Linked DNA regions of Homo sapiens: regions 2 and 3 are each linked to region 1. A link is a contact called in ENCODE Hi-C or POLR2A ChIA-PET data. All regions are on one chromosome and are shown on one strand. The core of a region is the stretch at or near the end of the contact, and the rest is flanking DNA. Distances in the headings are between cores, read along the strand shown.

The links. A loop is a pair of places that touch in the nucleus more often than their neighbours do. ChIA-PET counts read pairs that join two places held with the same protein, here RNA polymerase II (POLR2A). Pooled maps may share reads with other maps.
Region 2: a pooled map shows a loop between it and region 1 (2.9-fold over the local background). The contact joins the enhancer-like site here to the promoter of MTFR2 in region 1. A Hi-C loop is called at or near these places in 1 of 50 pooled maps. POLR2A ChIA-PET finds 5 or more read pairs at or near these places in 3 of 52 experiments (GM10248, GM12878 and activated T-cell).
Region 3: a pooled map shows a loop between it and region 1 (2.3-fold over the local background). The contact joins the enhancer-like site here to the promoter of MTFR2 in region 1. A Hi-C loop is called at or near these places in 1 of 50 pooled maps. POLR2A ChIA-PET finds 5 or more read pairs at or near these places in 2 of 52 experiments (T-cell and activated T-cell).

Annotation. Positions count from the first base shown.
Region 1 is chr6:136,249,016-136,251,715 of GRCh38, forward strand. MTFR2 (mitochondrial fission regulator 2) reads right to left here and starts at 1,296. Exons shown (of 8, transcript NM_001099286.3): 1 at 961-1,296; 2 at 22-138. The coding sequence starts at 84. RefSeq lists enhancers at 746-965, 1,616-1,765.
Region 2 is chr6:135,162,030-135,164,729 of GRCh38, forward strand. No RefSeq gene overlaps it. Among named protein-coding and RNA genes, the nearest start is that of MYB, 18 kb to the right of the region's middle. RefSeq lists an enhancer at 1,337-1,406. Within about 2 kb of position 1,427, at least 3 of the 41 ENCODE cell types and tissues checked have a DNase peak (open chromatin) inside an H3K27ac peak, as active enhancers do; they include GM12878, where a contact is called at or near this core.
Region 3 is chr6:135,086,273-135,088,982 of GRCh38, forward strand. No RefSeq gene overlaps it. Among named protein-coding and RNA genes, the nearest start is that of HBS1L, 33 kb to the left of the region's middle. RefSeq lists silencers at 1-38, 49-108 and an enhancer at 2,461-2,510. Within about 2 kb of position 1,284, at least 7 of the 41 ENCODE cell types and tissues checked have a DNase peak (open chromatin) inside an H3K27ac peak, as active enhancers do.

The DNA.
Region 1 (2,700 bases), core at 46-2,545:
CCAATCCAAAACGACATTTACCTGTTCTACAGGAACGCCAAAATATTCCAGCATCTCTCTTAAGATATTCAGTATGAGAGACATTGATGAAGCAAATACAGAAGCCAATTCAAAGGAACATTATCAGTTTCTTGGTGCCTTTGGGGAAAATTTTAGAAAATGTTACTCTTGACAAATAAATGCCAAATTGTACTACATAACCTGGAAAAGTCCTCTTGATACACGACACAGTCAACTAATTTCTCCTAGCCAGCATTCTTTTAAGTCAGAGAAAAAGAAAGGAAGGGGAAGTCTGGGGGAAAGAGAGGGTTGTAAAGGAAATTTCAATTAATTGGTTAGATTACATTAAAACCTCGTAGGATGTTTGAGCCTAGTTAATAGAGACCAATCAACAAACTGGACATCTACTTAGTAGGCAAGGCTTCAAGTTACATGCCACAGCGAAGCTCGCTCTTTCCTGAAAGCTTTGGGCTGAGACTCTTAGCAGATGGGTGAGTTTAGCCAACCCTTGAAAGCAGGCAAGGGACGACTCAGTTTTTAAAAAAATAAACAGTAGCTCTTCTCACACACATATCCTCACGTGTCAAGGGTGGGGCCAGGTGAAGATAACTGAATCATGGGGGCAGCTTCCCCCATACTATGCTCGTGGTAGTGAATAAGTCTCATGAGATGTGATGGTTTTATCAACAGGAGTTCCCCTGCACAAGCCCTCTTGCCTGCCACCATGTAAAATGTGACTTTGCTACTCATTTGCCTTCAGCAATGATTGTGAGGCCTCCCCAGCCATGTGGAATGCCCATCCCTCCTCACTCTTTTAAAATGAGAAGCATGAATTCCAGATACGGGACGTGACTTGGTCACCCATCTAGTAACAGGCCGTGACCAGAGCCGGATCGCGTCCCTCGCTTTGGTCACAAGCTTCCTGGTGCTCTCCAAACACAGCGTGGTAGCCTTGCTCACCTTCCTCCGAAGCCGAGCCCCCGGGAATCACCAGAACATCAAGCGGAGGGCGTTAGGAATCCTCAATCAAATTCCAGACTGCGCCACTCCTTGTGCAGATCGCTCAGACGTCTACCCAGACCTCGACCCAGTTTCCACCCGCGCGCCTCGGCTTGCAGCCACAGGCGGTAACGATGCCCTCAGCGAGGAATAAGAGGTCAACCCGGTGCCCAGCCCTGGAGCCTCACGCTCAGCCAGGGTAATGTTATGGGAAGCGCGCCCCCGTCCTCCTGCGCCCAACCAACCCACCTGCTAGTCCCTAGGACCGGACTGCTACTTCCGCATGACAGGACTGCTACTTCCGCATCCCAGGACGAAATCAAACTCCGCGGGCCAGGACCCGTAACCAGCCTCATTGGGCAAAACTGAAGATCGCTGCTTCTGATTGGTCATTGCATGATGTCAGGCAATTCGGGAAGCGACTGCTTTTCCTTCTCAAGAGGCGGGTCTTCCGAGAGTCAGCCAATAGGAGCTGACGGGCAGGGCAGGTCGCGTTAGGACAGCGTCGCTCCCGCAGGGCAAGGTTTTAGGTACAAACTCGTGAGCTGGACTCGCAGTCCGGAGTTCGTACCCCACAGAACTCTTCGCAGGGAGTGTCTTACTCGCTACAGCCGGACCCTAAGCGCATCCGCCTTCCCAAGTTCATCTGACACAAAATCGCGATTTATTTTTTGGTCATTTCATTTGTTCAGCTAATATTAAAATACTTGTGGAACTGGCAGAAGCCAAGCACTACCCCCGAGGGTTTTGCAGCTTTGCAGTGGCTAGGATTCATTCTTTCGTTCACTAAATACACCTACGTATCCAGGCTACCGAATATTGGGCCGGACACTCTCCTGGCTTAGCCGAGGATGGCAAGTGATATGACAGGTGATATCCCAGTTTTCATTTCTGATTTGAGGTTATTGGCTTCATACGAAATAGCTTCCTCTTCTGAATTTCAGCAAGACGTGCACTGGAGTGATATAACAATTTAAGATGTGTGCCTGCTACTGACATAATTTGAAAATCTAAGTTTTGAACTAATTTATCTATGGTCAACATCACTTATTCATTCAACCAATAATAGATATCTACTACGTAGCAGACACCATTCTAAGCACGGAAAATACCTTAATGAGAGGGCAGGTCCTCGTCCTCCTGGAGCTTACAGGCCAGCGGGGCATCTCGTTCCATTCTAACCCTAATTTGCTTTTCTCTATAGCACTTATCATATATATTTAGTTACGCTTCCACTACCACCAAACAAAATTGTAGACTCCAGGAGAACAGGAAGTTGTTTTGATCCATGCTCTATCTTTCCCCAGTGCTTTAGAAGAGTGTCTGGTATATAATAGGCATTCAGTCTATTTGTTGAATAAAATACCTAAATGTGGAATGACAGAAAAGATGATAATGATTTGGGACTAAGCAACTAGCAAAACAATTGATAGCAATAATAGTGATATGCCCAGTAGAGCTGGATACGGCTGAGTGAGCGCAGAACAAGGATGATGATGGATCAGAAACCCTAGATGGAGTAATTTTCTCAAGTTCCTTGTCCTTCCCTTTGCCCTTGTGAATAAATCACGACTTTATAACCCCCTCCCTTTCCCACTCTCTTATCAAACAGCAAACAGACAGGGCCAGAATGAAAACATCCCTCCAGAATGAGAACGGAACCACTACTCTTCCAGCTGCACTATTAACATAGGTTAATAT
Region 2 (2,700 bases), core at 177-2,676, 1.1 Mb before region 1:
AAACATCTTTGTGTATGAGTGTGAAGGAAACAGAAGATATCAGTTAAAGAAAGGACAAGAAAGGAAATGAAAAAGAGGTGTGAGATTTGTCAACCTTTTCCCTAAGCGCCCTTTCCAGTTCTCAGTGAGTGCAATATAATAACTACCCAACATGACAAAAAAACTCATCATGAAACTTCAGCCAGTGGCAAAGCAGAATGAGCAATTTCATAGAACACAACCAACAACTGACATGAGGTCTGCAACAGAACTACAAAAGGAAGACAAGTTAACTGTTAAACCTCCAACAGTTATGTTCTGCTGGGTTAGGAACAACAAAATTTAGAGGCCACATAGTCTTACATTTTATCCCAAGATGTAAATGTTTTCCTTCTATAAGCTTGCTTAGAAATTGAACACACCAAACTATAGAAGATTTTTTCCTGTAATTTGTTGTGCATTATCAGCTATTTACGTAATTACTCTAATTAAGCTAGTTACAGCAGTTCCTGTAAATATGTGAAAGATCACTGAAACATGTAATTATGTCCTTATATCATTAATTAAACTGTATCAGCTGGGAAAATTACTATAACTATGTCTGGAGGTGTCATTAGTCTGTGTAATGGAGACATAGAATTCTTTATTGAACTATAATAAAGTGTTCTGCATTAATAATACATTTAAAACACCACTTGTGATTTTTTAAAGTTCCAGATCTCAGCATAAAAGAAATATGTATCTTTTACTCCACAATGATTTGAAAAACGGACGCAGGTTTTAGGCTTTTTTTATTACCAACTTGGGTAGAAGGCAAGTTGACAAGTGGGCCCAGTTCCCTAGTGGCCATTCTTGGCATTGCAGCAGGAGCGGCAGCATCAAGCCCTGGGCTCTTCCTCCTGGAAGAGGCTCAGCCAAAGCTCATGCTGGGAGAACTTCCCTGCTTCCCATGCTGAACCCGCCCCAACTGTTCCCTCCTAGGTTCTCATGCACCCACGAACCAACCTCTTTTCTCATCGTTTATATGTAAATAGATGTCCGAATGCCCCTAGCCAAAATATTAGATTAATAATAGTAAGAAAAGGAGTAGAAAAACTTCAAAGTAGTACATTTTTTAAAATAGAATTTCAGGCTGGGCATGGCGGCTCACGCTGGTAATCCCAGATACTCAGGAGGCTGAGGTGGGAAGATTACTTGAGCCCAGGAGGTCGAGGCTGCAGACAGTCATGATTACACCACTGTACTCCAGCTTGGGTGACAAAATGAGATGCTGTCTCAAAAAAAAAAAAAAAAAAAAAAAAAGAAAGAAAGAAATTTAGACATCATGAATATGATAAGTGCAGCTGAGAATCCAGTCTTTCATGCCTTCAAATCAGTCAGTTTCTGTCTCCTTCTGAGGCTGGCCCTGCAGTCAGCACTTGGAGATACCTCAAGCCTTATACCAGGAGGCAGCACCCTGATTCAGTCAAGAAAAAACGCAGATCGCTCTGCCAGGGGATGGCATACCGTGGCCACAGACACTCTTATTGGTTCAAAGGATGCTCAATATGAAGAAAAAGGTGCCTAGGACTGAAAAGATGAGGGGATCCCCAGAACTTCAGAAAGACACACAGGAAACCCCCTCCTTCAGAAAATAACAAACAGAGAAAGCTTTCAGTTCTTCAAGTGCAAAAAATAAAAGCTTATGACTAGAATTCTGATTCTCTTTAGTTTAATGTGTATTTCTGGGGAGAGGAAAAGATTAACGTTCTTATACCAAAATCTTACACAAGGTTTCATCTTTTTTTGGAAATCAACAACTACATTTTAAAAGCAAATTCTTTGAACTAGAAGTTTCTGACTTTTAGCAGAAAACTACACGATTTAATTTTTAATAATTATAAAATACAATACTTAGATTTGTCTCCAATCTTTGTATGTAGCAAATAACATACTTGACTATGGTTCCATCAAATTCACATTTATGGATGAAATAGTTGTTTAGAACTAGATTTAAATTAGTTGAACTTCTTTCAGCTTCATTCTGTAAGGCAGAATTAGGTTGATTCTACAAAATGGCACATAATAAGACACGAGTGACTCCTCACTTTTTGGGTCCAACAGTAACTTCATGAATCTAATGACTGCTATGGAAACTCTCGCCTTTAAAAAACGAAAACTTGAATATATTCATTGTATTTTACATAAAATTTTGTCTCCTAAAGTCTACTCACAGACCTAAAATATACATTGAATTTTTAATTTGTATGAGTGTTTTCTATCAGGAGCACTGAAGTAGAGTGAGAACTTAATTAAAAACGTTTATTTATTTATTTGTTTATTTATTTATTTAGATGGAGTCTCGCTCTGTTGCCCAGGCTGGAGTGCAGCGGCGTGATCTCGGCTCACTGCAAACTCCACCTCCCAGGTTCAAGCTATTCTCCTGCCTCAGCCTCCCGAGTAGCTGGAATTACAGGTGTGCGCCATCATGCCTGGCTAATTTTTGTATTTTTAGCAGAGACGGGGTTTCACCATGTTGGCCAGGTTGGTCTTGAACTCCTGACCTCAAGTAATCTGCCCACCTCAGCCTCCCAGAGTGCTGAGATTACAGGAATGAGTCACCGCGCCCAGCCTAAAAACTTTTAAGGAAAGAAAATCATGGCAGATAATCACATGCCACATAGAATACTGGCAATATTTTAATGTACACACTGGTCAGGAAATTAGACCAACTTTTAGTAC
Region 3 (2,710 bases), core at 34-2,533, 1.2 Mb before region 1:
TTGCCAAAGTTACCCATGGCTGCTGACAGAGAGACTGATGTGCTGCCACAGATTGACTTTAGGGATGAACAGATCAAGATCAACTAATCTGGGCAGATGCATTAAAGTGTTTCTGTGTATTTAAGCATACCATAGAAAGACAAATTCAACAGCTTTCACTTTGCTTTCATACAACGTTGTTCTCTTACGTGTTTTCTATTTTTGTTTATATACTAATTTCCTCTAGATTGACTGGGTTCTAAATTTATTATGAATTTGGTAAAGCCTCTGAACTTTGTGTTTCTATATTACACACCTTGTGTCTGTGACTACTGTTGTGGTTATACACTCGGGATTTTGAAGTCTCAACGATAATCACCATAAGTCATTTTTAGCAGCTCTGTTTAAAAGATTCCATCAGTAGAAATTCAGCACGGGTAACTTTCACTTAAACATTCCAGACCCTCAGAATCCTTTACATTTAAGTGATGTGTTAAAAACAATGGCACCTCTTTTTACTTAATTTCAGTCACATTTGGAAGAAGATAAGAAAGTTTATTCTGAACTCCATCACTCACTATTACTGAGTTTGCTTCATTGTTGAAACTAGGGAAAATTAGTCCGAGGTTTCAAAAAAGCAGCTAAACAATTTTTTTTCCAAATTCTTATCCACCATGACTAGACCATGGCAAAAAAAAAAAGAAAAAAAAAGAAAAAAGAAAGAAAAAAAAGGAAAAGAAAAACAATAAAACACAAACAAACAAAAAACCCAGAGAGACAAAAACACACTTCAGCATAGTAGAAAGAAAGCAGATATACGTAGACACAAATCCCCAAGCTCTCCACTTACTGGGTAAGTGGAGCTACTTAATATCACTACAATTCAGTTTCTTTATTTATAAAATAGAGATGACACCTCCTTCATCGCTTTGCTGAAGGATTACAGGATGATGGGTGAACTGTAATACTTGGTACATATTATACATTCAATATACATTAGGAGGACCCCTTTCTGCTCATTATGTGGACAGAGGTAAAGTACCAGGCCAGGGTATTTATGATGACTATGTGGAAAGACTTTGGCTTCTATGGGGATGACATGGTTATAGGAATCAAAACTTTGACATTAAAAACTTTCATATCCCTTTATGAAATTCAATGAAAAAGAAAGAGCTGTTGATGCTGTGGGCTAAACATGAGGACAGTAATGGTTGGATTAACACAGCTGGACCACAGAGTGCCAGATGGTGGAAGACACCCTTCCCCTTCCCCTTCCCAACCCATAAATCCTAGAACCCTGAGCCCCCTAGTGTGAGCTTTGTGCATTTGTGCTTGAGGCAGCGAGGTTCTCCCACCATAGGTCCCAGTTGGCATATCCACCAACAGCTCTCACCAAATCACACTTGTGTCCTGCCTTCCTTTCCACATCCGCCTGCACTCTCACCACCCCCAAAGAAGCACCTTTACTGTATATTACAGATATGTTTGATTTCTCTAAGCAAAATGTTCTCATATTCTACGTACAATTGCATTCAAAACCTAAGTTCCACTATCTTAGAGATGATTGTGTTGTTGTGTTTTTGTTTCCTTGAGGGAATATTACCTCTGTAAACCATATGGCAAAGGGACAAGATGGAACATGAGTCACTGTACACAAGGGAACAAACATCCAGACATGAAGGCAGCGTCACAACAACTCCAGAGGCTGGCAGTTTCTGGGCTTCAAAAGGAAAATAACTTTTTTTTTTAACTCTGCAAACCACAGCTACTTGTGTGGTTGATGTGTAGCTAAAGGCCACGGGTCTCCTATCACATGATCTCACACAGAACTGGAGTTCTTCCAGTGAGCAGGTGTTAACGGTCCCTGAAAACCAGTTTGTAAGAGATCGTAGCTGTCATCCCGGAGTGGTGTGTTTTAATAGAAAGAAACCCATGTTTCCCAGGAAATTGCTATCAAAGTTCAACAGAGATTCCAGTGCATGAGCGGAACATAATTTACCCACCATTTATCTTTAATGAGCACCTACTGTGTGTCAGGTACTAAGCACCTGCTAGCTTTGTCTATTTTAATCCTGCTGTTCCTTTAAATCTCAGGCAAACATCACTTTCTTACAAAAGCCTTCCCTTACTTCCCTGAGTCAGATCCTCCTTTTACACACTCTGGTAATATGACATCTCTGTCTTTCACGGCTCTTAACCATGGCTGAATTTTACAGTATTTATGGCATTCTTTTATTAACATTTGTCTCCTCCAGCAAGCTGTAAGCACCATGAGGGCAAGTACTGTGTCTGACTTTAGTCAGTACTATATCCACAGCACCTAGAAGGCACTCATGTATTTATCAACAAATGCAGGTCTTTATGTTGTCTGCAATCTTACATGCTCCTGAGGTAACAGTTCAGCTGACCTGATTTAGGGTCAGCTAGGATAAAATGAGTAAATATTAATTAGGAATAAAGTGCATATTTCTTTCTTTGGGAGACATAGATTACCCACACCAGTGGTGAACTGGTAAGCCAGCTCTCTTGAAATTAGTCAGTCAATCAATCAATAACCCTGACTGGTATTGTTTGCCAAATTCCTTGGTGCAAATACTCTCCCCATATCCAATTTCAGACTACCGGTATGAAGTTATTGGACCTGAGTTGGGAAGAAATGCACACAATCAGCAATCATGAGCCAATTTGAAGCAGCACTAGCATACACTGCCTCACACCCCACAGATACTCT